Linked DNA regions of Homo sapiens: all the other regions are linked to region 2. Evidence: chromatin loops called from intact Hi-C (ENCODE). Cell type or tissue: B cell. All regions are shown on one strand. Each heading gives the region's core, and the rest is flanking DNA. Links, peaks and the distances in the headings are about the cores only. Region 1 overlaps LINC03006 (long intergenic non-protein coding RNA 3006). Region 2 has its middle 60 kb from the start of LINC02604. Region 3 has its middle 53 kb from the start of KCTD7. Region 4 holds the start of SBDS (SBDS ribosome maturation factor).

Region 1 (7,285 bases), core at 1,410-6,409, 1.1 Mb before region 2:
GTAATCCCAGCACTTTGGGAGGCCAAGGCGGGCAGATCACGAGGTCAGGAGATCCAGACCATCCTGGCTAACATGGTGAAACCCTGTCTCTACTAAAAAAAATACAAAAAAATTAGCTGGGCGTGGTGGCGGGCGCCTGTAGTCCCAGCTACTCAGGAGGCTGAGGCAGGAGAATGGCATGAACCGAGGAGGTGGAGCTTGCAGTGAGCCGAGATCGTGCCACTGCACTCCAGGTTGCGCGACGGAGCAAGACTCTGTCTCAACAAAAAAAAAAAAAAAAAAAAAAAAATAAGGAAATATCAAATAACCCTAAAGTAAGGGACATTCTGTAAAATAACTGGCCAGTACTAAAAGCAATGCCAAGATCATTAAAGACTGAAAAACTGCAGAACTGTTTCAGACTGAAGGACATGACAACTAAATGCGAAGCGTAATTCTGGATAAATAGACTCCTGGGCCAGAGATAGATCATGATATAATTAGCAAAATTTGAAAGCCATCTATAGATTGGATCATGCGTCAATGTTAATTTCTTATTCTGGGGTTAAATATGATGTTTACATTTGGGGGATCTGTGTGTAGAGTATGGCAATTCTTCTTACTGTTTTTTACAAATTCTTTTTATTTTTAATTTTGAGACAGGGTCTCACTCTGTCGCCCAGGCTAGGAGTGCAGTGCTGCGATTTTGGCTCACTGCAACCTCTGCCTACCGGGTTCAAGCAATTCTGCCTCAGCCACCTAAGTAGCTGGGATTACAGGTGTGCGCCACCACACCAGGCTTTTTTTTTTTTTTTTTTTGCTTTAAGTTCAGAGATACATGTGCAGAATATGCAGTTTTGTTACATAGGTATACACATGCCATGGTGATTTGCTGCACCCATCAACCCATCCTCTAGGTTTTAAACCCCGCTTGCATTAGGTATTTGTCCTAATGCTCTCCCTCCCCTTGATCCCCACCCCCTGACAGGCCCCAGTGTGTGATGTTCCCCTCCCAGTATAGACCCATAGGGAATGTTTCAAAAGTGAGAACTTCTTATACATGTTATTTAAAATGTTTTTCCCCCTATCAATAACTCCTATTTATGTATTTAATATACTTCCATTATGTCACCTTGGCAACAAGTCTCGCTCTTGTCGCCCAGGCTGGAGTGCAATGGCGTGATCTTGGCTCACTGCAACCTCCAACTCCCGGGCTCAAGTGATTCTCCTGCCTCAGCCTCCTGAGTAGCTGGGATTACAGGTGGCCGCCACCATGCCTGGCTAATTTTTGTATTTTCAGTAGAGACAGGTTTCACCACGTTGGCCAGGCTGGTCTGGAACTCCTGACCTCAGGTGACCCACCCACCTCAGCCTCCCAAAGTGCTGGGATTATAGGTGTGAACCACCATGCCCAGCTTTTTTTTTTTTTTTTTTTTTTTTTTTTTTTTTTTTGAGAAAGAGTCTCGCTCTGTCACCCAGGCTGGAGTGCAGAAACATGATCTTGGCTCACTGCAACCTCTGTCTCCAGAATTCAAACGATTCTCCTGCCTCAGCCTCCCAAGTAGCTGGGATTACAGGCGTGCGCCACCACACCCAGCTAACTTTTTATATTTTTGGTAGAGACGAGGTTTCACCATGTTGGCCAGGCTGGTCTTGAACTCCTGACCTCAAATCAAATCATCTGCCTGCCTCAGCCTCGCAAAGTGCTGGGATTACAGATGTGAGCCACTGGGCCCGGCCTTTTTTTTTTTTTTTTTGAGACACAGTCTAGCTCTGTCACCCAGGCTAGAGTGCAGTGGCATGATCTTGGCTCACTGCAACCTCTCCTTCCCAAGTTCATGCAATTCTCATGCCTCAGCCTCCGAGTAGCTTGGATCACAGATGCACACCACCATGCCAGGCTAATTTTTGTATTTTTACAGAGACAGTGTTTCACCTTGTTGGTCTTGCTAATGTTTGTATTTTTACAGAGACAGGGTTTCACCATGTTGGCCAGGATGATCTTGACCTCCTGACCTCAAGTGATCCGCCGGCCTTGGCCTCCCCAAGTGCTGGGATTACAAGTGTGGGCCACCACGACTGGTCTCCTCATAACATTTTTAACAGCAGTTATAATAAATCTGCATGCACACCATGTAATGCCTATGGAACTAATAACTAGTCTTCTATTGTGCAGTGCTTCTAGTCACATATATAGATGTTTTTGTGATTCTCAAATACACAAATCCTCCTAAAAGCATCATATACCGATATTCACTGCAGCCTGAATAGCAGATTGGGAACAACTTAAACATCAGTCAGTAGGTGACTGGTTAGTTGTATCATTCTTTTTGAGACAGGCTGCAGTGCAGTGGCAATATCATAGCTGACATAGCTGACTGCAACCTCCGCCTCCTAGATTCTGGCGATCCTCCCACCTCAGCCTCTCGAGTAGCTGGGACCATGGGCATGCACCACCACGCCCGGCTAATTTTTGTACTTTCTGTATAGATGGGGTCTCACTACATTGCCCAGGCTGGTCTTGAACTCCTAGGCACAAGTGATCCACCTGCCTCGGCCTCCCAAAGTGTCGGGATTACAGTCGTGAGCCACCGTGCCCCGGCTCCTAGTTGTGTAATTCTTACGAAGAACATCACGCAGCTGTTAATGAGGACTTCCCATTAGTCTTGATATGGCACACTCTCCAAGACATTTAAAGTATAACACACCCTACAGTGTGTATTAGGAATTGCCATTTGTGTGGGGAAATGATTATATTTACATATAAGTTTATAAATTCAGAAAGCATTCCGAAAATTCATCGAGTATCCGGGGTAACTGTGCTTGTCTCTAGTGTTGAACTAGTGGCGGGAGGAAGATTTAATTTCCACCACATGCCCTTTGGTGCCTTTTGAATTCAGAACAATTTCCGTTATCTATTAAAAATAAAATACTGGCCGGGCACGGTGGCTCATGCCTGTAATCCCAGCACTTTGGGAGGCCGAGACGGGAGGATCACTTGAGCTCAGCAGTATCACTTGAGCTCAGGAATTTGAGACCACCCTGGGCAACATGGTGAGGCCGTGTGTCTATAAAAAGAAAAAATGAAGTAAAATATCACGTGTAACTGAATCCCTGGAATTTGGCGGGCACCGGATACTGTAAACAATTGTGGAGCTCTTTGGAAATTTACCTTAAAAGGGAGTCCTCTCAAAGGCTGGACACCATCACTCTACAAGGGTGAGTTTTCAAATCTACCATAGAAGCCTAGGGCCTCAGCAGCATCCTGAGTCCTAATGACGGACAGGTTATGACTCAACTCCCATCGCACCAGTCCTGCAGCTTTCTAAAGGCATCCAGCACTTTCTACCTTGCATTCTATCTTCATCTTCGTTAGTCCTTACAGCACCGCATGATTCCGGCGGAGGGTGCTTATCAGACTAGCCTGTGTGTCCCCACGGCACCTACAGCACCGTCAAGCACAGGGTCCAGAAAGCTCCAATGAAAGTCGTGAAAGCAGCAAGGGAAGGAGACTGAGGAGCAAACCGCGCGAGTAGGGGCAGGAGGAGGCCCACCCTACGCCCTGTCCGGCGCGGGGCATAAGCCCTGCCTGCATCCTGAGATCCCGGGTCCGCAAACTTGGGCCCCACTGAGCAGCAACGCCAGAACCCAGAAGCACTTACTGCCAGGAACAGGGTACTCCAGTGCGCCATAGCGTCGCGGCCGCTGGGCGAGGGGTGGGACTGCAGGCACCGTGCAGCCGCGGACCAATGAGCGGGGGCCGGACAGCCCGTGGCCCAATAGCGGCGGCGCGGGCACGCTAGGGGCGGGCTGGGCGCGCCGACTTTTCCGGAAGATCCGGATAGTGCATCCCGGCCACGGCGCGCCTGCTCTGGGCTCTCCGCGTGCCGCGTCGCTTTCTTTTCTTCCTCTGGAGCAGTTATGGCGGCGGCGAAGACCCTGAACCCCAAGGCCAAGGTGGCCGGAGCGCAGGCGGCGCTGGCGTTCAACATTAGCGGGGCGCGGGGTCTGCAGGACGTGCTGAGGACCAACCTGGGGCCCAAAGGGACCATAAAGATGTAAGGTGGGGCTGGCGGGAGGGCTGGGTGGGCACCGCGCGCCGCTGCGCACCTGGCGGGCCCAAGACCGCAGATGGGAGCCCGCTGCCTCGGGGCTCCGCAGCCACCCTTCCTCGCGTCCTCCCGGGCCGGTCCTGTTCCCTGCTAAGCCCCACCGTTGCGTCCATTTCTTCCTGCGTCGATGCCGTCTCCATGGAGAAAAAAGCGGCTCTAGTGTGCGGCGTTCCCCGCCTTCTTGGGCTTCCAGACACCCTGAGGACTCTGCACAATCTCTGCGGGGACGGGGTGGGCACTACACTTGTCCTCCAGCCTGCGGGAGATAACTAGCTCCATATTCTCGGCTCCCTAAGATCGGGGAAAAGCCCGTTTTCTAATGGGACTTTTTAATTTAGTTTTCGTTGATAACTAGCTCCATATCCCTGGCTCCCTGAGATCTGGGAAAAGTCCTTTTTTGTTGTTTGTTTTGGTTTTTTGTTGTTTTTTTTTTTGAGACAGAGTCTCGCTCTGTCACCCAGGCTAGAGTGCAGTGGCGCGATCTCGGCTCACTGCAAGCTCCGCCTCCCGGGTTCATGTCTTTCTCCTGCCTCAGTCTCACGAGTAGCTGGGACTACAGGCGCCCGTCACCACGCCCAGCTTGCTTTATTTATTTATTTATTTATTTATTTTGTATTTTTAGTAGAGATGGGGTTTCACCGTGTTAGCCAGGATGGTCTCGATATCCTGACCTCGAGATCCACCCGCCTCGGCCTCCCAAAGTGCTGGGATTACAGGCGTGAGCCACCGCACCCGGCTGGAAAAGCCCATTTTCTAATGGGACTTTTTAATTTAGTTTTCGTTTTAATTTCGTTTTTGTCACAATTTGATTGATTTCTGTCCCTTAAACAGTCTTGTTTCTGGCGCTGGAGACATCAAGCTTACTAAAGACACAGGAGTTGACGATCAGCCCTGGCCAACATGGTGAAACTCAGTCTCTACTAAAAATACAAAAATTAGCCGGGCACGGTCCTGCACAGTGCGCTGCTTCACGAAATGGTGAGAGGTGCTCTGCTAGGTCAGAAATGTCTTGATTTTCCGTAGAACTTTTGCTTTGTAGAAAGATTTGCAATGTCCATTCTCAAGGTAGGAGAACATTCAGAAGTGACATGTAACAGTGACAGTAATAGTACTGACTGTGCCTGGAGTCTGACAGCCCTGTCTTTGAATCCCTGCTTTTTTGCCATTCACAGTCTGGGCTAAAGGACTGTAATTGTACATTAATTATAATAAAATTTGAAAAATTAAGGGTGGTTGACACAATCACATGGGCAAAATGCATGAGGATGGTTTTTCTCTTTATGGGTTTTTTTTTTTTTTTTTTTTAAGACAGAATCTCACTCTGTCGCCCAGCCTGGAGTCCAGTGGTTCACTGCAACCTCCGCCTCCTGGGTTCAAGTGATTCTCCTGTCTCAGCCTCCCAAGTAGCTGGGATTACAGGCTTGCTCCACCATGCCCAGCTAATTTTTGTATTTTTTGTAGAGATGGTATTTCACCATGTTGGCCAGGCCGGTCTTGAACTCATGACTTCAGGTGATCCGCCTGAGTCAGCCTCCCAAAGTGCTGGGATTACCAGGCGTGAGCCACAGCATCTGGCCGGTTTTTCTCTTTTTAAAACAGCAATTTCTCTGTTATGTCTCATCTCCATCTCCAACTGGAGGGGAGAGAAATCTCTTTGCTTTAACATTTTTAAAGTCTTAGGGATGGAGAATATGAGATTATTGAAGGGAGTATGCGTTTTACTCATCCCTAAATTCCCAAAACTTAACAGTTCAAATCCAAGAAAGGGAAATGATTTCCTGCTGATTTGAGTTCAGAATAATCAGGGTTTTGCTAGTAGTATACCATGCTATCAACATCCAGATGAAATATCTTTAATAAAGACTTGCTAATCTAGGAGGTGTTTTTGTTTTTACTGGGTTCAGTGGTGGCTCGTGTTAGCAGAAAAGTGGAGCCACGGTTAAACTTGACGTCAGAATTGTTTTGGGGCCGGGTGCAGTGGCTCATTCTTGTAATCTCAGCACTTTGGAAGGCCGAGGTAGGTGGATCACTTGAGGCCAGGAGTTCACGATCAGCCCTGGCCAACATGGTGAAACTCCGTCTCTACTGAAAATACAAAAATTAGCCAGGCATGGTTCTGTACGCCTGTAGTCCCAGCTACTCCAGAGGCTGAGGCAGGAGAATCGATTGCTTGAACCTGGGAGGCTGAGGTTTCAGTGAGCCAAGATTGTGCCACTGCACTCTCCAGCCTAGGTGACAGAGTGAGACTGTCACCAAAAAAAAAAAAAAATTTATTTGGGTTTTAGTGTGTGAGAAATACAGCATAAGTAGAGAGAAGCACGTAGAACATTTACAATTTAGGAAATAATTATAAAGTGGACACACACAACCACTATTGTAGTTAAGAAATAAATTGTTGCTACCACCTCAGAAGTCCCCTCCCACTGGAACTTCTCTCCAATCTCCAGAAGTCTGTTTTTCAGTTTTCTTTGAAAAAATTACAAACCTACGAAAATAATGATTATATTGTGTGTGCCCTTTACCTAGATTCACCAATTGTTTACATGTTGCTCCATTTCTTTTCTATTTTTCCTCTGAATCATTTGAAGGTAAGCTGCAGACATGTCATTTTACCTTTAAAATACAATTTTTTTCCGCTTTTTTTTTTTTTTAAGAGATAGGATTTTGCCATGTAGCCCAGGCTGGTTTCGAATTCCTGAGTTCAAGGGATCCATCTGCTGTGGCCTCCCAAAGTGCTGGGATTACAGGCATGAGCTAACGCACCTGACCTTTCCTTTTAAATTACTTGGCCATTGCAGAGTAACAGTGGAGGCTGCTGAGCTTTCATTTTAGGAGATACCTGGCTTATTCTCGTAGAGCCCTACACTTGCCTAAAGAGGCAAGGATGTAAAATTATCCGTTACTGTTAACTGTTAGCTGTCATCTTGCGTAAACTTTCACTGAGCCTCAAGCTTCCTCATCTGTAAAGTAGAGATAACCTGGGAAATAAATTACACATGAAAATGTTTCCATCATTATAATTGCATGCGCATGATAGCAAATTGTGACTTTTTAATCTTAGTAATTTGTAGCCAAACACTTGGGTAGCTTTTTCAAGTAGATAGTACTTAAAGAGGCCCTTCATGCATTTTATTTGTGGTATTTTTAGACTGTTTCATATTGTTTTAAGTGATTCGTTCTTTTTCTACTTTCAG
Region 2 (7,285 bases), core at 836-5,835:
GGCTTTCGTCATGTTGGCCAGGTTGGTTTCAAACTCCTGACCTCAGGTGATCTGCGTGCCTCAGCCTCCCAAAGTGTTGGGATTACAGGCGTGAGCCATCGTGCCTGGCCACGTTTGTATTTTTGAGACAAGGTCTTAATCTGTTGTCCAGGCTGGAGTGCAGTGGTGCGATCATAGCTCACTGCAGCCTTGACCTCCCAGGCTCAAGCAATCCTCCCACCTCAGCCTCCTGAGTAGCTGGGACCACAGGTACCAGCCACCATGCCCAGCTAACTTTTTATGTTTTGTATAGACAAGGGTCTCACTATGTTGCCCAGGCTGGTCTCAAACTCCAGGGGTCAAGAGATCCACCCACCTCACCTTCCCAAAGTGCTGGGATTACAGGAATGAGCCACCAAGCCCAGCCTCGTGTGGGCGTGTATTTATTTTGAGACAGAGTCTCGCTCTGTCACCCACCCAGGCTGTAGTGCAGTGGCACAATCTCAGCTCACTGCAACCTCTGCCTCCTGGGTTCAAGCGATTCTCCTGCCTCAGCCTCCCGAGTAGCTGGGATTACAGGTGCCTGCCACCACGCCCAGCTAATTTTTTGTATTTTTAGTAGAGACGGTGTTTCACCATGTTGGTCAGGCTGGTCTCAAACTCCTGAACTCAGGTGATCCACCCACCTCAGACTCCCAAAGGGCTGGGATTACAGGTATAAGCCACTGCACCTGGCCTTTATTTTCATTTAATGAGAACCTCAGCCAGGCGCAGTGGCTCAGCCCTGTTATCCCAGCCTTTTGGGAGGCCAAGGCAGGAGGATCACTTGAGGCCAGGAGTTCAAGACCAATCTGAACAACATAGTGAGACCTTGGTCTCTGTTAAAAAAAAAAAAAAAATAGAGACGACCTCATTGAGGGCATACAGGAAATAAAACTAAGATATATTTTGGCTTTGTAAATCAGTGTTTTCACATACGGAATCGGCTGAACCTGGTAGGTGGAGGTTGGAGCGAAGTTGTGCTACTGCACTCCAGCCTGGGCAACAGGGTGAGATTCCGTCTCAAAAAAACAAACAAAAAAAATCCAGGTGAGAACACAGGACAATTTGTTTAAAATAGTCATCACATGAGTTAGCACATAGAAAAAAACATACAAAGGGTAGATACTAGGAATACTAGTGGTTGCCTGAGGAAGATGTGATTGCAGCTTTCCTTCATGTGTTACATAGTTTTTGGTATGTTTTGTTTTAAGAGACAGGGTCTTGCTCTGTTGCCCAGTGCAGTGGTGCAATCACAGCCCACTGCAGCCTCAACCTCTTGGGCTCAAGCAATTCTCCCGAATAGCTGGGACTACAGGTATATACCACCAAATCCAGTTAATTGTTTTATTTTTTGTAGAGATGGGGTCTTGCTATGCTGCCCAGGCTGGTTGTAAACTCCTGGGATCAAGCGATCCACCTGCCTCAGTCTCCTCAGTAGCTGGAACTAGAGGCGTGCACCACCACGGCTGGCTACTTTTTAAAATTTTTTGTAGAGAAAGGGTTTCGCCATGTTGCCCAAGCTGGTCTCGAATTCCTGGGCTCGAGTGATCCTCCCACATTGGCCTCCCAAAGTGCTAGGATTACAGACATGAGCCACTGCACCTGCTCCATGTGTTACACAGTTCTCTATCATTTAACTGTTTCATATCATACATGTGTAAACAGAAAAAGCACACACATGCAAAATCCTCTAATGTTTGCATTTTCTGTAGAGATGGAGTCTCACTATGTTGCCCAGGCTGATCTTAAACTGCTGGACTCAAGTGATCTGCCCACCTCGGCCTCCCAAAGTGTTGGGATTACAGGTATGAGCCACTGTGCCTGGCCCTAAGTATTTATTTTAAGCCACTAGGTCTGGAGTAATTTGTTACATAGCAGCAGATAAATAATACACATATTTTCTATAGTGATCACATTTATAATTCAAATTGAGTTTAAAAGGCTGGGAGCAGTGGCTCATGCCTGTAATCCTAGCACTTTAGGAGCTGTGTCATCTTTGGAAAGGTACTTGAACTCTCTGTGCCTTAGAATCCGTTTTCTAAAATGTGGGCGGGGCACAGTGGCTCATGCCTGTAATCCCAGCACTTTGGGAGGCCGAGTCGGGTGGATCATCTGAGGTCAGGAGTTCAAGACCAGCCTGGTCAACAAAGTGAAACCTGGTCTCTAGTAAAAACACAAAAATTAGCTGGGTGTGGTAGTGGGCACCTGTAATCCCAGCTACTGGGGAGGCTGAGGTTGGAGAATTGCTTGAACCCAGGAGGCAGAGGTTGCAGTGAGCCATGATCACGCCACTGCACTCCAGCCTGGATGACAGAGCAAGAATCTGTCTCGAAAACAAACAACAAAAAAGTGGATAGCAGCATCTACCTGGAAGAATTGTTGTGGGATCAACAGTGCAGAGAATCTAGCAAGTATAAAAGAAAAAAAAGTATCAGGACCCTCTATAAATTTATCATGCCAAGAGGGAAGTTACACCCTGACCGAGTCACATAGCATGTTTGTAACTTCTGCTTCTTAAATTATAATTTATTCCTTCCTTATTATTTTCATTCTGCAAATGACTATGAGAGACCAGAGACTAGTCGTCCTCTCCTTACAATCACTTATCTTTGTTACAGATTAACTGCCTCCTTTATTGTTCTGTACCTAACTCACACCAGATGGCACAAAAGACCCCATGACTTACATCTTCAGTGTAGAAGGTAAAATACACCTTTCCCGGAAAAAAGACCACCTCGTCTGGGTGCAGTCGCTCATGCCTGTAATCCCAGTACTTTGGGAGGCCGAAGTGAGAGGACTGCTTATGCCCAGGAATTTGAGACTGGCCTGGGCAATGTGGTGAAACCCTGTCTCTACAAAAAATACAAAAATTAGTCAGGTGTGTTGGTGCACGCCTGTAGTCCCAGCTCCTAGGGATGCCCAGGTGGGAGGATCGCTTGAGCCAGGGAGGCTGAGGCTGTAATGAGTTGCGATTGCACTACTGCACTCCAGCCTGGGTGACAGAGTGAAAGAAAGACCACCTGGACCAATCAGATTGTTTTAACTATGTATTAAGCCTTAAACGGAGAGATGCTGAAATTCTGCTAAGCTTCCCTAAACTTTGTCTATGCAAGTGATCCCAAACTTCTAAGCCTTGGAACACTGTCTTCCACTCTTGGGTATCTGTGCTTCCCAGGTGGCCCTCCTTAAACTCTGCATGAATAAACTCCCTTTAGATTCTGACCCTGTTGATTATTTGAGGTTGACACACTGTGCAATATACATCAGAATACCAATTTTTTTTTTTTTTAGACGGAGTCTCTCTCTCTGTCGCCCAGGCTGGAGTGCAGTGGCGCGATCTCGCCTCACTGCAACCTCCGCCTCCCGGGTTCAAGCAATTCTCTGCCTCTGCCTCAGTCTCCCAAGTAGCTGGTATTACAGGTGCCCGCTACCACGCCAGGCTAATTTTTGTATTTTTGGTAGAGACGGGGTTTCACCATGCTAGCCAGGATGGTCTTGAATTCCTGACCTCGTGATCCACCCGCCTCGGCCTCCCAAAGTGCTGGATTACAGGCGTGAACCACTGCGCCCGGCCCGATCGCTTATATTTTTAAAAAGATGTTTTCTGCGTTTCCTAGCCCCTTGTACCCCCGCTACAAAGTTCCAAAGGCTTTAATGTTGTTGCAACGGCCATCAGCTGTCAAGATGGGGGGTTCAGCTCCCTAAAGCGGGGCAGCCTCAGAGGGAGCCGAGCCTGCCCAGGATGAGCGGCGCCGGGCGGCGGGGGACGCTGCGGGGTCCCCGGTCCCTGGCTGGAGGAGGTGTTGGGGGGCGCACGTACCCAGCCTCAGGTGAGGCGAGTGTGCGGCAACGGCTGCAGCCGGAGCTAGCCGGCTTGCAGTGGCCATTAAGGAGCTTCTGCCCGACCTTCTGTTTGTGCCCGCCAGGCGACAACCGCTTGGTGTGCAGCGCCTGCTCGCTCAGCGTCAGGCCCTTGCTGCGCCCTACGCTGCAGGCTGGGAAGTCGCGCCGGTAGTAGTAGCACAGGCAGTGGGAAAGCTCCTCCTTGTAGCTTACTGGTGTTGGCCGCCGGGTCGGAGCCTGCGAACACTGACCGGCCGGCTGTGGCCACGCGTCTGCGCATGCGCGCTTCTGGACGACCCGGCAGCCGCTCCTCGAGTTCCGATTGGTTCCACATGAGGGGCGTGGCTCTCTGTCGTCACTGGGGAGCGCCTTCGCTGACGTCACAGGCGCGGGCCCTCGGCGACGCAATAGCGCCAGGCCTTCCGCGTCGTCAGAGTGACGGTACAGTGCCTGGAGCTGGGCTGTTTTGTCTTCAGAGTGGTGCCTGGTAACCGCGACTTCCCCGCCATGTTCTGTGTGTTGCTGGCTGGAGAAGGGTGGTTGACAAACTCTGACCCAGCACGGTGTTTCTGTGGGTCAAAACTAGAAAACTATATCCGGGCGCCGAGGTGAAAGGATCCCTTCAGGCCAGGAGTTAAAGAGCAGCCTAGGCAACGTGGCGCGACCCCATCTCTGTAGTCCCACCTCAGCTTCCCAGATACTTGAACCCCAAAGTTCAAGGCTGCAGTGAGCTATGATCCCATCACAGCACTCCAGCCTGCGAGACTGAGGTAAACCCTGTCTAAAAAAGTAAAAAAACTATCCAAGTGTGCAACAGGGAGGGACTGCTTAAAGAAAACAGAATTGTATGTTCAAATACTTTTAACAAGTGCAAAATGTATAGGCTGAAATAAATAGAGCTGGCCGAGCGCGTTTGCTCACGCCTGTAATGCCAACATTTTCGGTGCCCTAGGCAGGCCATCACTTGAAGTCAGGAACTCGAGGCCAGCCTGGCCAACATGGTGAAACCCCATGTCTACTAAAAATATAAAAATTAGGCCGGGCACCTTGCATCGTTTCAGGGGGCTGACACCTCCCTAAGGGCCCGGTAATTGAATCCCTCGGATTTGAGAGTGAGAAACCTTGGCTCAGTTCTTCCCAGGGGGATCAGCCCAGGGGTAAGCGAGGAGAGGCCAGAAAGCAGGACCCATGAGAAGGACCCCCTCCTGGAGTTTGAGGCCCATTCCTTCCTGCCCCTGCGTCTCCTCTTTCCAGGACTCCTCCCTGCTCTGCCGCACTCCTGGGGCCATGGCCATGGGGGGCTGCATTTGGGTACAGGCCCCAGCGGCAACCCTGGGCCCAAAATGGGCGGGCTCACCTGGAGGGGATCAGAGTAACATGGCAAGAAGCAGGAAAAGCCGCGCTGGAACCGCACCTCTCTGCCCCCTGATGTCAGTGGGTGCACTCTTCCCTCACCTCACTCAGGCAGCGGCATGAGTTCCATGGGAGCACTGTCCTGCTCCCTCTGCTGCCTCTTTTTAGTCTTGGGGCTACCATAACACTTTCCCTTCCCCAGCCCTGCCAACCTGGTGGCACATTGGGCTTCCCTCTTACACGGTCCTGGGGACAGGCCCGTCTTGTATCATACCTGCAGCGAGACCCTTTTTTTCTCCAGGGCCTGGGGAGCAGCCAGGCTTCCTGAGCCAAATACAGATCTGAACCATACCAAGCTGGGATTGGGGTACACACTCTCCTCCTCTGAAAACTAGCTAGGGGTTCGAACTTGGTGAGAGGGAGAGTGTGACAGAGCCAGACCAGACAAGGACTGATCACCTGGAAAAACCTGCCATCAAAGACCTTGACGAGTGCTGGGTGCGGTGGCTCACGCCTGTAATCCCAGCACTTTGGGAGGCTGAGAGAGGTGGATCACTTGAGGCCAGGAGTTCAAGTCCAGCCTGGGCAACATGGCAAAACCATTATCTCTACTAAAAAAATTAGCTAGGTATGCTACGCTCCTATAATCCCTGCTATTCGGGAGGCTGAGGCAGGAGAATCGTTTGAACTGGAGAGGTAGAGGTTGAAGTGAGCCAAGATCGTGGCACTGTACTCCAGCCTGGGAGACAGAGTGAAACTGTGTCTCAAAAAAAAGAAAAAAGAAAATGGCTTTGGCAGAGGGGCTGGCCTGGCAGTGCCTTACCTTGGGTTTCTCCTGGGTAGGCCTCTGCCATGAGGAGGCACTTCCTTCTGCCTGTCCATGGCCCACAGCAAAGGAATGTCTGCTTCTGGGGGTTGGGTGGGGGACTGCTGGCAGAACTGGAAACCTTCTTCAGGTGGGTTTTTTTTTTTTTTTTTTTTTTGAGACGGAGTCTCACTCTGTCACCCAGGCTGGAGGGCAGTGGCACAATCTCAGCTCACTGCAACCTTCACCCCCTCCCCGCCCCCCTGCCGTGTTTAAGTGATTCCCATGTCTCAGCTTCCTGAGTAGCTGAGATTGCAGGCATGCGCCACCACACCTGTCTAATTTTTGTAGAGACGGGGTTTCACCATGTTGGCCAGGCTGGTCTGGAACTCCTGATCTGAAGTGATCTGCCCACCTCGGCTTCCCAAAGTGCTGGGATTACAGGCGTGAGCCACTGCGCCTGGCCCCTTCAGGTGGGTATTGAGGCTTCACTACAATACTAGTTCCCCGTTGCTGCCGCAATAAATTACCACACACTTAGTGGCTTAAAACAGCACAGAGGTATTCCTTTACATTTCTGAAGGCCAGAATTCTAAAGTCAGTCCCACTGAGTCAACGTGGGAGCAGGGTCAGTGCCTTCCCAGGCTCTGCGGGAGAATCTGTTTCCTGGCCCTGGAGGCGGCCTGTACTCCTCAGCTTGTGCTGCCCTTCTCGAATGACTCGCGTTTCCTGCTTTCATCACTACACCTCCCACCGCTCTCCATCACCTGCTCTGCTCTTATAAGGATCCAGGTGAGTACATAAACCCTGTGGGGACAAGCTGGCCAAAGACTCTTAACTTCATTATACTTGCAAAGCCCCTTTTGCCATATAAGGTCATGTTCACCGGTTCCAGGGATTATGATGTGGGCATCTTGGGGGCATCAGCCTACTACAGCTAGGCTGCAAAACTATTACACCCTCCTGGTGTTTCAATGATTGGGAGAAAAAGGGTTGGGATTTTTTGCTTTGGGGTCCCTGTTAAACTTGTATCTGTAAGGTCTGGGGTCTCTCTTAACCTTATGTTTTTGTTTTTTCTTTTTTGAGACAGAGTCTTGTTCTGTCATCCAGGCTGGCAGTGGCGCAGTCTCAGCCCACTGCAACATCCACCTCCTGGGTTCAAGGAATTCTCCTGCCTTAGCCTCCCGAGTAGCTGAGACTACCGGCGCCTGCCACTAAGCCTGGCTAGGTTTTGTATTTTTGGTAGAGACGGGGTGGGACTGG
Region 3 (7,285 bases), core at 889-5,888, 160 kb before region 2:
TTCAAACTCCTGGCCCCAGGCAGTCCTCCCACAGGGAAACTCAGACATTGTAATAACTGCTGGCAAGCATGGACAAAGGAAATTCATAAACACACCTAGATTAACAGTCATTTTAATACTGAGGTAGTCAGTGTTTTCACAGAATTACAGGTAAAGATGGTAACCACGTTTTCATTCCTGAGTTAAACAAGAAAGTACTCACGTGGCATGATAAAGAATCCCTCCTCTAAACCAATAACCAACATCAAAATTAGCAGTGGAATCATAAAGTCATGTGTGATAGATGTTTCCATTAATGTCCCAGTAAGTCAGACTTTCCAGCATCCGTGCTCTTGCTAGTTCCCTCCCATATTGACGTTGGTTTGGCTTTTGCTTTGCCTTTTGACCTCTTCTACATCCCCTCATTCACTCTGCTACTGCTAAACAGGTTAGCGGTGTCAGAAGGGTCTTCCCTCTATCTGTTCGGTGCCTGGAACATTCTTGCCCAGATATTTGCATAGGAGCACAGCTGGCTCCCTCATCTTTTATTCAGGTCACCTCACGAGGCCACTCCTGTCTATTTTAAAGCTGCAAGCTTCTTGGTTGCAGTTTTTTTTTCTTTTTGAGACAGGGTCTTGCTCTGTCACCCAGGCTGGAGTGCAGTGGCATGATCACGGCTCACTGCAGCCTCAACCCCCCAGGCTCATGTGATCCTACCACTTTGGCCTCCAGAGTAGCTGGGACTACAGGTATAGGCCACCACGCCTGGCTAATGTTTGTATTTTTAGTAGAGGTGGGGTTTCACCACCAGAGGTGGGGTTGCCCAGGCTGGTCTCAAACTCCTGACCTCAGGTGATCAGCCCGCCTCGGCCTCCCAAAGTGCTGGGATTACAGGTGTGAGCCACCACACCCAGCCAGTCCTCTTTGTCTTAACCTTCACAAGGAAACTTTGAAATGATACCCACTTTTTGTTACTGCTTTCCTCAGGCCTTTTCTGTCTTTAAAACCAACCTCTTCTGCTCAGCTTATTGAACGCTCATTGTGGGGCCAGGGGCCTAAACTCATGCCTGTAATCCCAGCACTTTGGGAGGCCAGGGTTGGCAGATTGCTTGAGTCCAGGACTTCGAGACCAGCCAGGGCGACATGGCAAAACCTTGTCTCTACAAAAAAAACTAGCTCTACCCCAAAAACTAGCTGAGTGTGGTGGCACACACCTACCATCCCAGCTACTGGGGAGGCTGAGGCAAAAGGATCACTTTAGCCAGGGAGTTGGAGGCAGGAGTGTGCTGAGATTGCAATACTGTGCTCCAGCCTGGGCAACAGTGAGACCATATCTCAAAAAAAGAGGAAACACTCATTCTGTTTCACAGAATGGTTTAGAGAATGGTGTGTTGCCTGATTCTATGATCACAAGTCAGTTAAGATCTTTAAAGTAAATATTATTGTCTTTTGGTAATAGCAATTATCACCATGTAATGTACTACTTTAAATTTATTGTTTATTGGCTCCTCCACCTCCTCAGCACAGGTACTTTGTGTTTGTTTTCTCATTTTTTTTTTTTGAGACAGAGTTTCGCTCTTGTTGCCCAAGCTGGAGTGCAATGTCGTGATCTCGGCTCACTGCAACCTGTTTCCTGGGTTCAAGTGATTCTCCTGCCTCAACCTCCCAAGTAGCTGGGATTACAGGCATGTGCCACCACGCCCAGCTAATTTTGTATTTTTAGTAGAGACAGGGTTTCTCTCTGTTGGTTCTGCTGGTCTCTAACTACTGACCTCAGGTGATCCGCCCGCCTCTGCCTCCCAAAGTGCTGGGATTACAGGCGTGAGCCACCGCACCCAGCCATACTTTTGTTTTATACTCTGTTGTACCCTCAGCCTAGCACACATTAGGCACCTAGGAAGAATTTGAGAAACGAATCAATTAATCTCCACTTTACCAATAATGAGCAAGAACAGAAATTAGGGCCGGGCGCGGTGGCTCACGCCTGTAATCCCAGCATTTTGGGAGACCAAGGCAGGTGGATGATTTGAGGTCAGGAGTACTAGACTAGACTGGCCAATATGATGAAACCCTGTCTCTAGTAAAAATACAAAAATTAGCCGGGTGCGGAGGCTCACACCTGTAATCCTAGCACTTTGGAAGGCCAAGGCGGGCGGATCACTTGAGGTCACGATTCCAAACCAGCCTGGCCAACATGGTGAAACCCCGTCTCGACTAAAAATACGAAAAAATTAGCTGGGCATGGTGGCGGGCGCCTATAATTCCGGCTACTCGAGAGGCTGAGGTGGGAGAATCGCTTGAACCTAGGAGGCGGAGTTTGCAGTGAGCCGAGATCACACCACTGCACTCCACTCTGGGTGACAGAGCGCGACTGTCTCAAAAAAGAAAAAAAGAAGACTGAAAAATTGGGCAACCTGTCCAAGAACACCACAGCGACAATTAGCAAAGCTGGGATTCCAACCCAGGTCTATCTAAGAGCCACAGCATTGTATTTTCTTTTCTTTCTTTCTGTGACTGCACCTTTCACCATAGATGGCATCCAGGACTCAGAGCAATCAGCATGTAGCTACTGTTTTTAATATTCCTTACATGGGAATCACATAAAGAAAGTAAACAGTATCCAATTTGTGACTCAACCATTCATACTTTGTGACACTGGTTAATTATTTCACTTCTGGGTCTCAGTTACGCTTTTTTTTTTTTTTTTTCTTTTTGAGACAGGGTCTCGCTCTGCTCTGTCACCCGGGCTGGAGTTCAGTGGAGGGATCTCTGCACCCTCAACTTCCTGGGCTATCAAGCGATCCTCCCACCTCAGCCTCCCCAGTAGTTGGGACCACAGGTGCCCGCCATCATGCCCGGCTGATTTGTAAAATTTCTTTTGTAGAGATGGGGGCTCTCCCTCTGTGGCCCAGGGTGGTCTCGAACTCCTGGCCTCAAGCGATCCTCCTGCCTGGGCCTCCTAAAGATTCAGCTGCTTTTGGATCAAACGATTGGCTTAAGACCCTTTAACTCGAACACCTGTCACATCCTAGGATCCGCGAAGGACTGAAACAGAGTTTCTGAAGCGTCCCTCGGCGCAGTGGCTCCGCTCCACCTCCCATTCGCGCTTCCACCGTGGCCTCGGCTCCAGGAGTCGCCGCGGTGCCGGCGTCGCCCTCCCGCTGCTGCGCATCGGGAGCCGGAAGTAGGGACTGAGCCACAGACTAGGAAACGTTGGTTTCTCCGGGGCTCCCCAGCGCCCCAGCTTTAGCGCGGAGGCTACCCTCTTCTATTTGCTCTTGGGCGTCAGAGCGGCACCCTACTCTGTGTAAGCCTTTGGATCCCGCTCGCACTTCCTCCCGTCATCAGCCAAAGGCCCCGGAAGTGATGTTTGCGCGCCGTGCGTTACGGGCGTGCGCTGGCGGTGCCGGGGGGGCGGGGCAAGCAGGGGGTGTGTGTGAGGCTGGAGCGGACTGGGGAACCCAGACCTGCCGAGCGACGTGGGCGAGCGGTGACCTGGACCACGGCGCAGACGCGGGCGAGCTGCGGCTCGGACGCCAGCGGACACGCGGGCGAGGTACGGAGTGGACGGACTGGGGCTAAGAGCTGCGCGGCGGGGCATCTTGGGCCGGGGGTGGCGGGGCTGTTGGTCCGTGACGTCCGCGCGGCCGGGACAGTTGCGCGTCGGTGCCTCCCGCTGTCCTTCTTCCCATATTCTGGCCCCGTCAGCGCCGCCTGCCCCGTTTCAGGCCGCCCTCGGTTCCCTTAATCCTCACAGTGCGCGGCCTCTCCGTCCAACGTGCTCGTTGCCGGCATCTCCAGCGCCCGGCCGTGCCCCGACGGCCTGACCTGGATCACTTCCTGGCCGCCTCCCTGTCCGGCGGCTCCCCTCGGTCCGGCTCCCACTTCCCCGTCCAGGATGCTGGCTCCGAAGCAACATCTGTGGTCGCGCGGGACCCATCCCAGGACCTCCCCGGAACGCGCCGGGATGGGACGCTCGGACCCAGACCACAGCCCCCGGCCGCGGCAGGGCGCCGGGATTTGATCCCGCGTCGCCCTGGGGGGACAGAAGCGTCCCGGAGTTGGGAGGGGATTTGAAGCCTATGGTCCTGACTTCCACCCCGTGGCTGAGGGCGAGGCTGCGGGGCCGGGGTTAGGAGCAGAAGTCCCTATTTCCGAACCGTCTGGGAGGAGAGCCGGGGGATGCCCATCACGGCAGTTTAGGGAGAGAGAGGGAAGGACTCTGCCGCTTTGGAGGCTAGGTCATAGGCAGCTGGCGGTGTCTCAGCGCGAGTGACCAATCCTTGTGGTTGGGAAATGTGTCGTGGGCGTCCGTGGGCTCGTTTTGCCTTTGAGATTAAATAGGAAATTTTCCCAGGACGAGTTTACCGGAGCACCTTGGGAGTTGGTTTTTGGCTTGGAGAGCTACTTTCCCCTCTCTAAATCTAAAACTGCTTTGTTTTTCCTTATTATTTTTTTCGAGATGGGATCTCACAATGTTACCCAGGCAGGTGTCAAACTCCTGGCCTTAAGCGATCCTCCCGCCTCGGCCTCCCAGAGTGCTGGGATTAGAGACGTGAGCCATTGCGCGGCTTTAACTGCTGTTAGTCTGTTCCTTAAAATTGTTGTACCAGGAAACTTGCCAGAGATGCAAGAAGATGTGATTATATTGTTAACATTTAATGATAAATAACATTTTGCTTTTAAGAGTTACTGATTCATATCCTCAAGATTAAGAAATGTTCAGGATATGAATATTTAATGACCTTTCCAATCAGTCAGTTTCTGCTCTCTAGAAGTTAGCCAGTTGAGGAGAAGGGACAGTCAAGATACTTTCAGAACAGTGTGGTAAGGAGTGTGAGCTAAGATGGAGCACCGAGGAAGGAGCCGGGCATTTAGGCCATGCTGTTGGGTGTGGAGCCTGGAAGGGATCGGGGAATACTTTCTGCATGTGTCTTGAAGAATGAGTAACATTCAGACTAACAGGGTGGAGTGAGGGAGAGGGGGGAACCAAAGGAGGGGAGGCCAGTAACTACAAGGAGGTGCTTATTTATTTATTTATTTATTTATTTATTGAGAGAGAGGGTCTCACTTTGTCACCCAGGCTGGAGTACAGTGACACGATCACGAGTCACTGAAGTCTCAACTGCCTGGGCTCAAGTGAACCTCCCACCTCAACCTCCCGAGTAGCTGAGACTGCAAATGGGTGCCGCCACACCCAGCTGATTTTTAAAGATTTTGTAAAGATGTTGTCTTGCTGCGTTGCCCACGCTGGTCTTGAATTCCTGGACTCAAGCCATTCTCCCGCCTCAAGTGTCCCAATGTGCTGAAATTACAGGCATCGGCTCCCGAGCCTGGAGGGTGGTTATTAAAGAGAAAAAGTACAGGACAGAGATACAGGAGCTTAGGCTTTAATCTGATGGTGACAGAACCAGGGAAGGGTTTTTAGCTGGGTCCTTATGTGGTTAAAATGGGTCTCCCTGGCTAGCTGCGGTGGCTTATGCCTGTAATCCCAGCACTTTGGGAGGCCGAGGCGGTTGGATCACGAGGTCAGGAGTTCAAGACCAGCCTGACCAACATGGTGAAACCCCGTCTCTACTAAAAACACAAAAATTAGATGGGCATGATGGCGCCTACCTGTAATCCTAGCTACTCAGGAGGCTGAGGCAGGAGAATTACTTGAACCCAGGAGGCGGAGGTTGTCTGAACCGAGGTTGCACCAGTGCACTCCAGCCTGGGCAACAGTGCAAGACTTCGTCTCAAACAAAACAAAACAAAACAAAACAAAAACAAGAAAAGGTCTCTATCTGTCGTCCAGGTTGGAATGCAATGGCAGGAACACAGCTAACTGCAACCTCTACCACCCAGGCTTAAGTGATTCTCTTGTCTCAGCCTCCCAAGTAGCTGGGAACACAGGCTTCCCACCTAGTAATTTAGCCTGATTGGCTAAATTTTTTGTTTGTTTGTTTTTGATACTGAGTCTCACTCTGTCAGCCAGGCTGGAGTGCAGTGGCCTGATCTTGGCTCACTGCAAGCTCCGCCTCCAGGGTTCATGCCATTCTCCTGCTTCAGTCTCCCGAGTAGCTGGGACTGCAGGCACCCGCCACCATGCCTGGCTAATTTTTTGTATTTTTAGTAGGGACGGGGGTTTCACCATGTTAGCCAGGATGGTCTCGATCTCCTGACCTCGTGGTCTGCCCGCTTCGGCCTTCCAAAGTGTTGGGATTACAGGCGTGAGCCACTGTATCTGGCCTAAATTTTTTTGTAGAGATGGAATCCCTATATGTTTCCCAGGGTGGTCTCCAACCCCTGGCCTCAAGTGATTCTCTAGCCTTGGACTCCCAAAGTGTTGGGATTACAAACATGAGCCACTGCACCCGGCCTTAAAATGGAATTTTATGTAGCTCTTACGTACAGGCTGCTATATAGCTGATAAGGACAAATGTTTTCAGTATAGTGCTGGATTATTTGCTTTTTTTTTTTTTTTTTTTTGAGATGGAGTCTTGCTCTGTCGCTGGGCTAGAGTGCAGTGGTTTGATCTTGGCCACTACAACCTCCACCTCCTGGGTTCAAGTGATTCGCCTGCCTCAGCCTTCTGAGTACCTGGGAATATAGGCACTCGCCACCATGCCCAGCTAATTACTTCTGTCTTGTATTTTAATCTTCTCTGCTCTTTAGATGTTTGAAGTGAGGCCAGGCATGTTGGCTCACGCCTGTAATCCCAGCACTTTCGGAGGCCAAGGTGGGAGAATCACTTGAGGCTAGGAGTTGGAGACCAGCCTGGGCAACATAGCAAGACTGCATCTCTACAAAAAAAAAGAAAAGATTCTTGAAGTGAATGTATACTCATTTCCTGGTTGTTTCTTTCTGTAAGGATGTCTGACCCAGCTAATTTGTAAACAGGAATTCTGCACTCATTTCTGTTTTTGCATTCTCAACCCCAGTTGGGCACACAAGTGTTTAATGAGTATTTAACTGATTTGATAAGAATAAATTCATTGATTTCTTTGATTTTTGTTGCTGGTTTTCAGTGAACAAAATGTTACCAGTACTTACTCATTGTGATGTCTACATATACAACTAAGATTCTGTTTACCTATGTCAGTCTCTGGCTAGAGACATAGAATTTCAGTCTTGACTGTGTGAGTTTAATTTCTGGCACGTGGGGTTTTATTGGCTGCAGAGCAAACATCTCTAGCAGAGATGACCTATCCCTCAAATGTAGGAAATACCTGTGTAAACCTAACACCTGTGACTCAGAATAGAAATGGTACCAAGTGGCTTCTTAGCCCATCAGTGAAGTTACCGCATTATAGGCCAGGTGCGG
Region 4 (7,139 bases), core at 2,140-7,139, 150 kb after region 2:
GTGCTAATCCTTTTGCCAGAATTCAGCTTTCAGAATTTCATCATTCAGAATTCAATCTTTTTTTTTTTTTTTTGAGATGGAGTTTCGCTCTTGTTGCCCAGGCTGGAGTGCAATGGTGCAATCTTGGCTCACCGCAACCTCTGCCTTCCAGGTTCAAGTGATTCTCCTGCCTCAGCCTCCCGAGTAGCTGGGATTACAGGCATGTGCCACCACGCCAGACTATTTTGTATTTTTAGTAGAGACAGGGTTTCTCCATGTTGGTCAGACTGGTCTCGAACTCCCGACCTCAGGTGATCCACCTGCCTTGGCCTCCCAAAGTGCTGGGATTACAGGCATGAGCCACCGCGCCCAGCCAGGATTCAATCTTTTGGAACTGTGATTTTCAAGATATTAGAAGTTCAGGCTTTGGACTTTAGAGATTTTGATTTTTTTATGATTTCAACATTGGGATTGTGGCATTTGGGATTGTCTTTTAGGATTATGATCAGCACTGGAGTAAAGCATGCAATTGAGCTATCTCTGAAAACTCAATGTAAATTTCCATAGTGTGCTTTGTACTAATTTTTGCAAAATTTTTAAGGTAATTGGAATTATCAATCTTCCACTAAAATAGCAATTTTTAAGTGGCTTATTTTAAATAGTTGCTAAATTTGCTAAAATCATGTATCTAAAACACTACGCATAATATATGACAAAAATAAATGCTGGGAAAAAAATAAAAGGATTTGTGGTAAACAAGGCTGACCAACCTTTAGTCTTAAGAAAATATCTGGCTGGGCGCGGTGGCTCACGCCTGTAATCCCTGCACTTTGGGAGGCTGAGGCAGGTGGATCATGAGGTCAGGAGATCAAGACCGTCCTGGCTAACACGGTGAAACTCCGTCTCTACTAAAAAATACGAAAAATTAGCCAGGCTTGGTGGCGGGTGCCTGTAGTCCCAGCTACACAGGAGGCTGAGGCAGGAGAATGGCGTGTACCCGGGAGGCGGAGCTTGCAGTGAGCTGAGATAGCACCACTGCACTCCAGCCTGGGCAACAGAGCGAGACTCCATCTCAAAAAAAAAAAAGAAAAGAAAATATCTGACGTTTACAACATCTAAATGTTTGCTACAAATTTATTACTAGAGAATACAATATTTAGGTAACATGAAGCAAAGAAAATATTTGACTCTTACGATTTCTAACTGTTGGCCATAATCTTCACTTTCTATGACCTTGATCAGTGGCTTGAGCTTTTCTTTCAGCTTCTTGCCTTCATTGACTGGAAGGATGAACCGAAGCCTCATGTGAGCACGTTCTATCTTCATTTTCTCTTTTAACTGCTTTATCACTTCCAAAGCCTACCAAGACAAAATCGAGAATGCAATTTCTTCTACTATATTATTTCATAAGGTTTTCAAAAACAAAGTAGTTTCCATGTAGTTGGATTAGGTAATGGTTTCTTAGGTATAACATTAAGAACATAAGTGACCGTTAAAAAAAAAATAGAAAAATTGGACTTATCAAGAAGAAAAGCTTTTGTGTTTCAAAAAACTATGAAGAAAGTGAAGGCCAGGTGTGGTGGCTCACGCCTGTAATTCCAGCACTTTGGGAGGCCGAGGCGGGTGCATCACAAGGTCAGGAATTCGAGACCAGCCTGGCCAACATGGTGAAACCCCGTCTCCACTAAAAATACAAAAAAAGAAAAATTAGCCGGGTGTGGTAGTGCACGCCTGTAATCCCAGCTACTCAAGAGGCTGAGGCAGGAGAATTGCTTGAATCCGGGAGGCAGAGTTTGCAAAAAGAGGGCGGGGGGGGTGGGCAAAGAACCTGAACAGAGATTTCTCAAAAGAAGACAGACGAGGCACCAATAAGCACATGGAAATATGCTCAAATCATCATTAAGGAAATGCAAATCAAAACCACGACAAGATACCACCAGGATGGCCATCATCAAAAAGGCAGACAATGACAAGTATTACTGAGGATGTGGAGAAACTGAACTCTTAAACACTGATGGTGGTAAAGTAAAATGGTGCAGCTGTTTTAGAAATAGGTTTGGTAGTCACCAGGTATACAGAAATGAAAACATATGTCTACACAGAAACATACAAGAAATTTTATAGCAGCATTGCTCATCATAGCTCAAAAGTGAAAGCAACCCAATGTCTATCAACTGATAGATGAATGAACAAAATGTGTTTCTTTCCGTACAGTGGGCTATTATTCCGGCATAAAAAAGAAATGACATGCTGATGCAGGTTACAACATGTATGAACCATGAAAAGGCCACATATTGTATGATTCCATTTATATGAAATGTCCAGAATTGAGAAGTCCATAACGAGAGGAGATTAGTGGTTGGGAGGGGCCTGTGGGGGGAAAATGGGGGATGGCTACTAATGGATACTGACTTTCTTTTTGTGGTGATGAAAATGTTCTCGAACCAGGTAGCAGGGAAGGTTCCAAAACTTTGTTAATATACCACTTAAAGTGTACATACTTTATGAGTGTGAAATTTATGGTATGTGAATTATATATAAATTAAAAAATTCAAAAAGAAGTGTTAAAATGACCCTTTAAAAACTCAAGTTTTGTCTTTAAAAGTTTGATTTGGATAGGAAGAAGAAAGTCCTATATACATATTTGTGTTTACTTGAAAAAAAAAAATTACCTATCTTTACAACCCCGTCCTTTTCCTCCATCTCTTCCCCAAACCTCTACCCACTTGCTTCCATGCAGACCCATTTTTTTAAATTTAATTTTTTATATTAAAAAATTTAGAGGTAGGGTACGGTAGCTGATGCCTGTAATCCCAGCACTTTGGGAGGCCAAGGCGGACGGATCACCTAGGGTCAGGAGTTCAAGACCAGCCTGGCCAACATGGTGAAACCTCAACTCTACTAAAAATACAAAATTAGCTGAGTGTGGTGGCACGTGCCTATAATCCCAGCTACTCAGGAGGCTGAGGCAGGAGACTTGCTTGAACGCGGGAGGTGGAGATTGTAGTGAGCCGAGATCATACTACTGCACTCCAGCCTGGGCAATAGAGTAAGACTCTGTCTCAAAAAAAAAAAAAAAAAATTTAGAGATGGGGCGTCCCTATGTTTCCCAGGCTGTTTCCAGGCCTCAAGCAATCCTCCCATCTTGGCTCCCAAAGTGCTAGGATTACAGGCATGAACCATTGTGCCTGGCCCCAGACCCATTATTTTAATGATTTCTTCAGAGAAAACTGATTTCCATGGCTATATTTTGATGACATGAGAAACCACTCACCTGCTGTTTTGTACTCTTGTTGGTTTTCACCGAATAGTGGATGTCCTTCATGGCTCTCTCAATAAGGATCACGGTGTATGGTCTCTTTGTTTCAGGATTCACACATTTGTCTGCCACAATAGTTGCAATGTCCCTAAACATCTGCTCCAGTTGTGTGTGTCTTTCTTTATCTGATACTTGAACTTCTCCTTTAGTCAAAATCTAAAAAAATGCCAACACATTTAAGAAATCACTATCTTTCTCTATCACACACTATTTATTAACTAACCATAAAAAATGAGTAACTGGATGGAGAGAAAATTAAATTTCATCCTCTCCAGCTATCAATATGTAAGTAATGGTTTGAGCTTTGCCCAAAAGATGCAAGAATCTTTTGGCTGGGCTCAGTGGCTCACATCTGTAATCCCAGCACTTTGGGTGGCTAAGGCGGGCATATCACCCAAGGTCAGGAGTTTGAGACCAACCTGGCCAACATGGTGAAACCCCATCTCTACTAAAAATCCAAAAATTAGCCAGGCAGGGTGGTGGGCACCTGTAATCCCAGCTACCCTGGAAGCTGAGGCAAGAGAATCGCTTGAATCCAGGAGGCAGAGGTTGCAGTGAGCTGAGTGCAGTGAAGTGCACTGCACTCCAGCCTGGGCAACAGAGCAAGACTCTGTCCCCCCACCCAAAAAAAAAAGGATCTGAAAGATGAAATACTTGAAAACAAATTCAGTTTTCAGGTATACCACATTCTATAAATGGGGCAATTTATAGAAAAATGAGGTAATTTAGTAGAAAATCTGATTTCAGGAGGTTTTGGCAAAAAAAAAAAAAAAAAAACCACAAAAAACAAACAAAACCACCAAGTTCTTTATTATTAGAAGTGACACTGTGCAGTTCACATTATTGCTTGGTTAGTCTTTCCTCCAGAAAAACAGCCTTTAATGTTTAATATATCTACAAATACGTTATAAATGGTTATTAGGGTTAGCTATGCTGCAGCTGTTACCCACCTGCTTACAGATTTCAGTTTGGTCATCTGTTCCAAACGCACTGATGAGATCTTCCTTTTTGGCAACCTGACCTTTAGAAACATTTACAAACACTGAGTGGGTCTGCAGAACTTCATCGAGGTCTTTTTCCCTTGTGAGGGCAGGAGAGAAAGTCCTATGTGAATATACTTGAAACTTGGACATGCATTTACATTTAAATACGAGATGGCAACAACATGAACGGCAAGACACAACAAATCCCCCTGATGACCTTTAGTGTAGAGGGCAGTTTTCTTTTTCTTACCCCCCAACCCCCGCCCCTAGATGGAATTTCACTGTTTTTGCCCAGGCTGGAGTGCAATGGCGCGATCTCGGGTCACTGTAACCTCAGCCTCCCGGGTTCAAGTGATTCTCCCGCCTCAGCCTCCTGAGTAACTGGGATTACAGGCATGCGCCACCACACCCGGCTAACTTTGTATTTTTAGTAGAGATGGGGTTTCATGTTGGCCAGGCTGGCCTCGAACTCCTGGCCTCAAGTGAACTGCCCGCATCGGCCTGAGGGAACATTTTCAAAACTCAGAACCGTATTTGCCTTACCATTTGCTCACTGGAGAAAAATGTCATGGGAGGACGTAAGAAACACAAGGGTGGGGTGGGGTGCAGACAGCTGCTGCCACGGAATGCCAGTCCCTAGATGGCAGCAGTGAAGACACTACGCACTTTAAACTGCTAGGGCTACTGAGATCTATGACACCAGATGTACCCACAACTATGACAGTATTCGTAAGACTAGGTTCTCAGCCATCATTATTCTAGGAAAAGGACCACAATTACGAGATTTCTTGGCTGCAGCTTTTATGACACCAACAAAACAAAACCCCAAACCAACAACCCAATCCGAACCAACCAAATAAAGAAGAAACCCTTGGCTTAGGCGCCAAGCTCGGACAGCGACGTCTCATGCTCACAGCAGGAATGTTCCATTTCCTCCCCGGCCAACACCCCAGCCTGGCCCATTCACTCGACTTGGGCAGAGACAGGCCGCCTCGGAGGTGACGGCTCAGGCCCAGGCCCAGGCCCGAGGGAGGGGGCTACTCACACGCCGCTCCGCCAGCCGACGACCTTGTTTTTGTAGCAGGCGATTTCGAAGCGCTTCCCGGCACGCTTCATCCGTACCACGGCCACATTGGTTAGGCGGATCTGGTTGGTGGGGGTGAAGATCGACATCGCGGCTGTTCAAAGACCCAGAAGCCGGCGAACCAGGGCTGACCCGCGCCGTCCAGCCTGAAGGCCACCAGCGCCTCGCGGTAACGACCGATCGGCGCGCGGCACTGACCCAACCACCAGTGCGCGGCGCCGCGACTCACTAGCTTCAGGCAGCCGTCACAGTGTGTCTGGCAGGCTTACTTACTGCGCAGGCGTCAGGTGGAGCAGAAGCCGGGAGGGGAAAAGTGAGCGATGACGCCTGCGTATTGTGGCTTTTTACGCCATCTTTCCACGCCCAAAAAGGGAGGTGCTTTTCCTTGGCGTATTTACTTTCGCCAATGAGCTGAGAGCTCTGACAGGATGCTCGCGGATGTTTAGTGACCGGGTTAAAACACAGCGTTGGCACCACCTCGTTCCGCGGAATTCAAGGGCCAGACCCACTTTATAATATAAATATTTTTTATAATAGAATTATTTTATAATAAATATTTTTATTTACTCACCCTTTTATAATAGAAATATTTTAACATAAAATGTAGACAAAAAAGTGTAATGAACCTTCTATGTACCCATCACCCCGCTATCAACATTTTGCCATCCTTGTTTTATTCTTTTTTCATTTTTTTGTTGCTTTTTTATTTACAGTTTTTTTTTTAAGTCAGTCTCACTCTGTCACCCAGGCTGGAGTGCAGTGGCAGGGTCATGGCCCCACTGCAGCTTCGACCTCCTGGGTTCGAGCGATCTTCCAGCGTTAGCTTCCCAAGTAGCTGGGACTACAGGTGTGAGCGGCCACGCCAAGCTAATTTAATTAAATAAATAATTAAAAAAAATTTTTTGTACAGACGAGGTCTCACTATGTTGCTCAGGCTGGTCTCGAACTCCTGGGCTCAAGCGATCCTCCCGCTTCGGCTTCCCAAGTGCTGGGATTACAGGTTTGAGTCACAGCGCCCGGCCGGTTGGGGGTATTTTAAAGAAACCATCATATGGTTTCAGCATTAAATACTTCAGCCTATAGCCCTTAACAGATACACGCGACGAGATTAACTACAATTCCTTAATATCATCTAATAGCGAGTCCATCCTCGGGTTTCCCAAAAATAATGCCTTTCTACAGTCGGTTTATTTCAGTTAAGATCCAAACAGGCCCACATAGCATTTCCCCCGCTCCCCGCTCCTTTCCTCTTTTAATTTTCCCATGCCAATCATTTCTCTCTGGGCCCGCCTTTTCCCAGTCTGAGCCAATCCAAATGGAGGCGGAAGCGCTCCGCCTTCATCGCCTGGAACTCTGGGAGGTGCTTATTTCTGGGCACGCCCCCTTTCCCCTCTGAGCCAATCGGAGCAGGGCCGAGAGCGCACCGGGCACTGGCTTCCTTTCCCGGAGCTCTGGGCTTTCCTCTGGGCCCACCTCTTCGTCCTCTGAACCAATCAGGACCGGCCTGGCAGTGTCATGGCTGCCCACAGGTCTGCAGGCACTCGGTACGCCGCTAACGCGGCGAGGTAGCTCGGTGCGTCTCGCGGTACCAGTGCGAATCATCGGGCTATCCAGGTCCGAGATCCTAGTCTCCTGTCGGCTCTGAGGAGGATGGGTAAGGGCACTCGGCGGGCAAGGACCCTGGGGCGGCAGGGGAGGTAAACGTTTTACTGAGACCCTCTCCGGGCGGAGTGGCGTCCTCGGTCCCTTTCCTTCGGAGACTGTTGCACTTGAC

Evidence for each region. Hi-C counts contacts between places; a loop is a spot of excess contacts. Peaks named below come from ENCODE experiments on the same cell type or tissue, not always from the same donor. Only the 100,000 strongest peaks of a DNase experiment are listed, where the experiment ranks them.
Region 1: a loop joins it to region 2, with 8 times the contacts of the local background. A loop is called at or near these places in 3 of 110 quality-filtered maps.
Region 3: it touches region 2 in a loop (8-fold over the local background); 12 of 110 quality-filtered maps call a loop at or near these places.
Region 4: it touches region 2 in a loop (31-fold over the local background); 35 of 110 quality-filtered maps call a loop at or near these places.

Annotation. Positions count from the first base shown.
Region 1 is chr7:65,747,242-65,754,526 of GRCh38, forward strand. The region is part of intron 2 of LINC03006 (long intergenic non-protein coding RNA 3006); the gene reads right to left. It also overlaps the pseudogene CCT6P1. Among named protein-coding and RNA genes, the nearest start is that of SNORA22, 4.6 kb to the right of the region's middle. RefSeq lists enhancers at 3,236-3,345, 3,376-3,645, 4,006-4,075 and a silencer at 3,666-3,885. In B cell, for the core only: no CTCF peak of the experiment used is centred there; a DNase peak (open chromatin) is centred at 3,760; H3K4me3 peaks cover 2,090 bases; H3K27ac peaks cover 1,369 bases.
Region 2 is chr7:66,840,749-66,848,033 of GRCh38, forward strand. It overlaps the pseudogene GTF2IRD1P1 and the pseudogene GTF2IP23. Among named protein-coding and RNA genes, the nearest start is that of LINC02604, 60 kb to the right of the region's middle. RefSeq lists enhancers at 3,707-4,207, 4,022-4,141, 4,208-4,709 and a silencer at 3,732-3,841. In B cell, for the core only: a CTCF peak has its summit at 3,953; a DNase peak (open chromatin) is centred at 4,213; H3K4me3 peaks cover 1,983 bases; H3K27ac peaks cover 2,417 bases.
Region 3 is chr7:66,678,724-66,686,008 of GRCh38, forward strand. It overlaps a transcript of RABGEF1 not described here. Among named protein-coding and RNA genes, the nearest start is that of KCTD7, 53 kb to the left of the region's middle. RefSeq lists an enhancer at 3,229-3,968 and a silencer at 3,237-3,486. In B cell, for the core only: no CTCF peak of the experiment used is centred there; DNase peaks (open chromatin) are centred at 1,318 and 3,338; H3K4me3 peaks cover 2,437 bases; H3K27ac peaks cover 3,381 bases.
Region 4 is chr7:66,989,964-66,997,102 of GRCh38, forward strand. It overlaps SBDS (SBDS ribosome maturation factor), which reads right to left and starts at 5,623. Exons shown (of 5, transcript NM_016038.4): 1 at 5,327-5,623; 2 at 4,249-4,378; 3 at 3,254-3,454; 4 at 1,174-1,338. The coding sequence starts at 5,454. It overlaps TYW1 (tRNA-yW synthesizing protein 1 homolog), which reads left to right and starts at 6,870. Exons shown (of 16, transcript NM_018264.4): 1 at 6,870-7,019. The coding sequence starts at 7,016. RefSeq lists an enhancer at 5,007-5,056 and a silencer at 6,621-6,740. In B cell, for the core only: CTCF peaks have their summits at 4,945 (motif pointing right) and 5,151; DNase peaks (open chromatin) are centred at 5,018, 5,678 and 6,738; H3K4me3 peaks cover 2,511 bases; H3K27ac peaks cover 2,073 bases.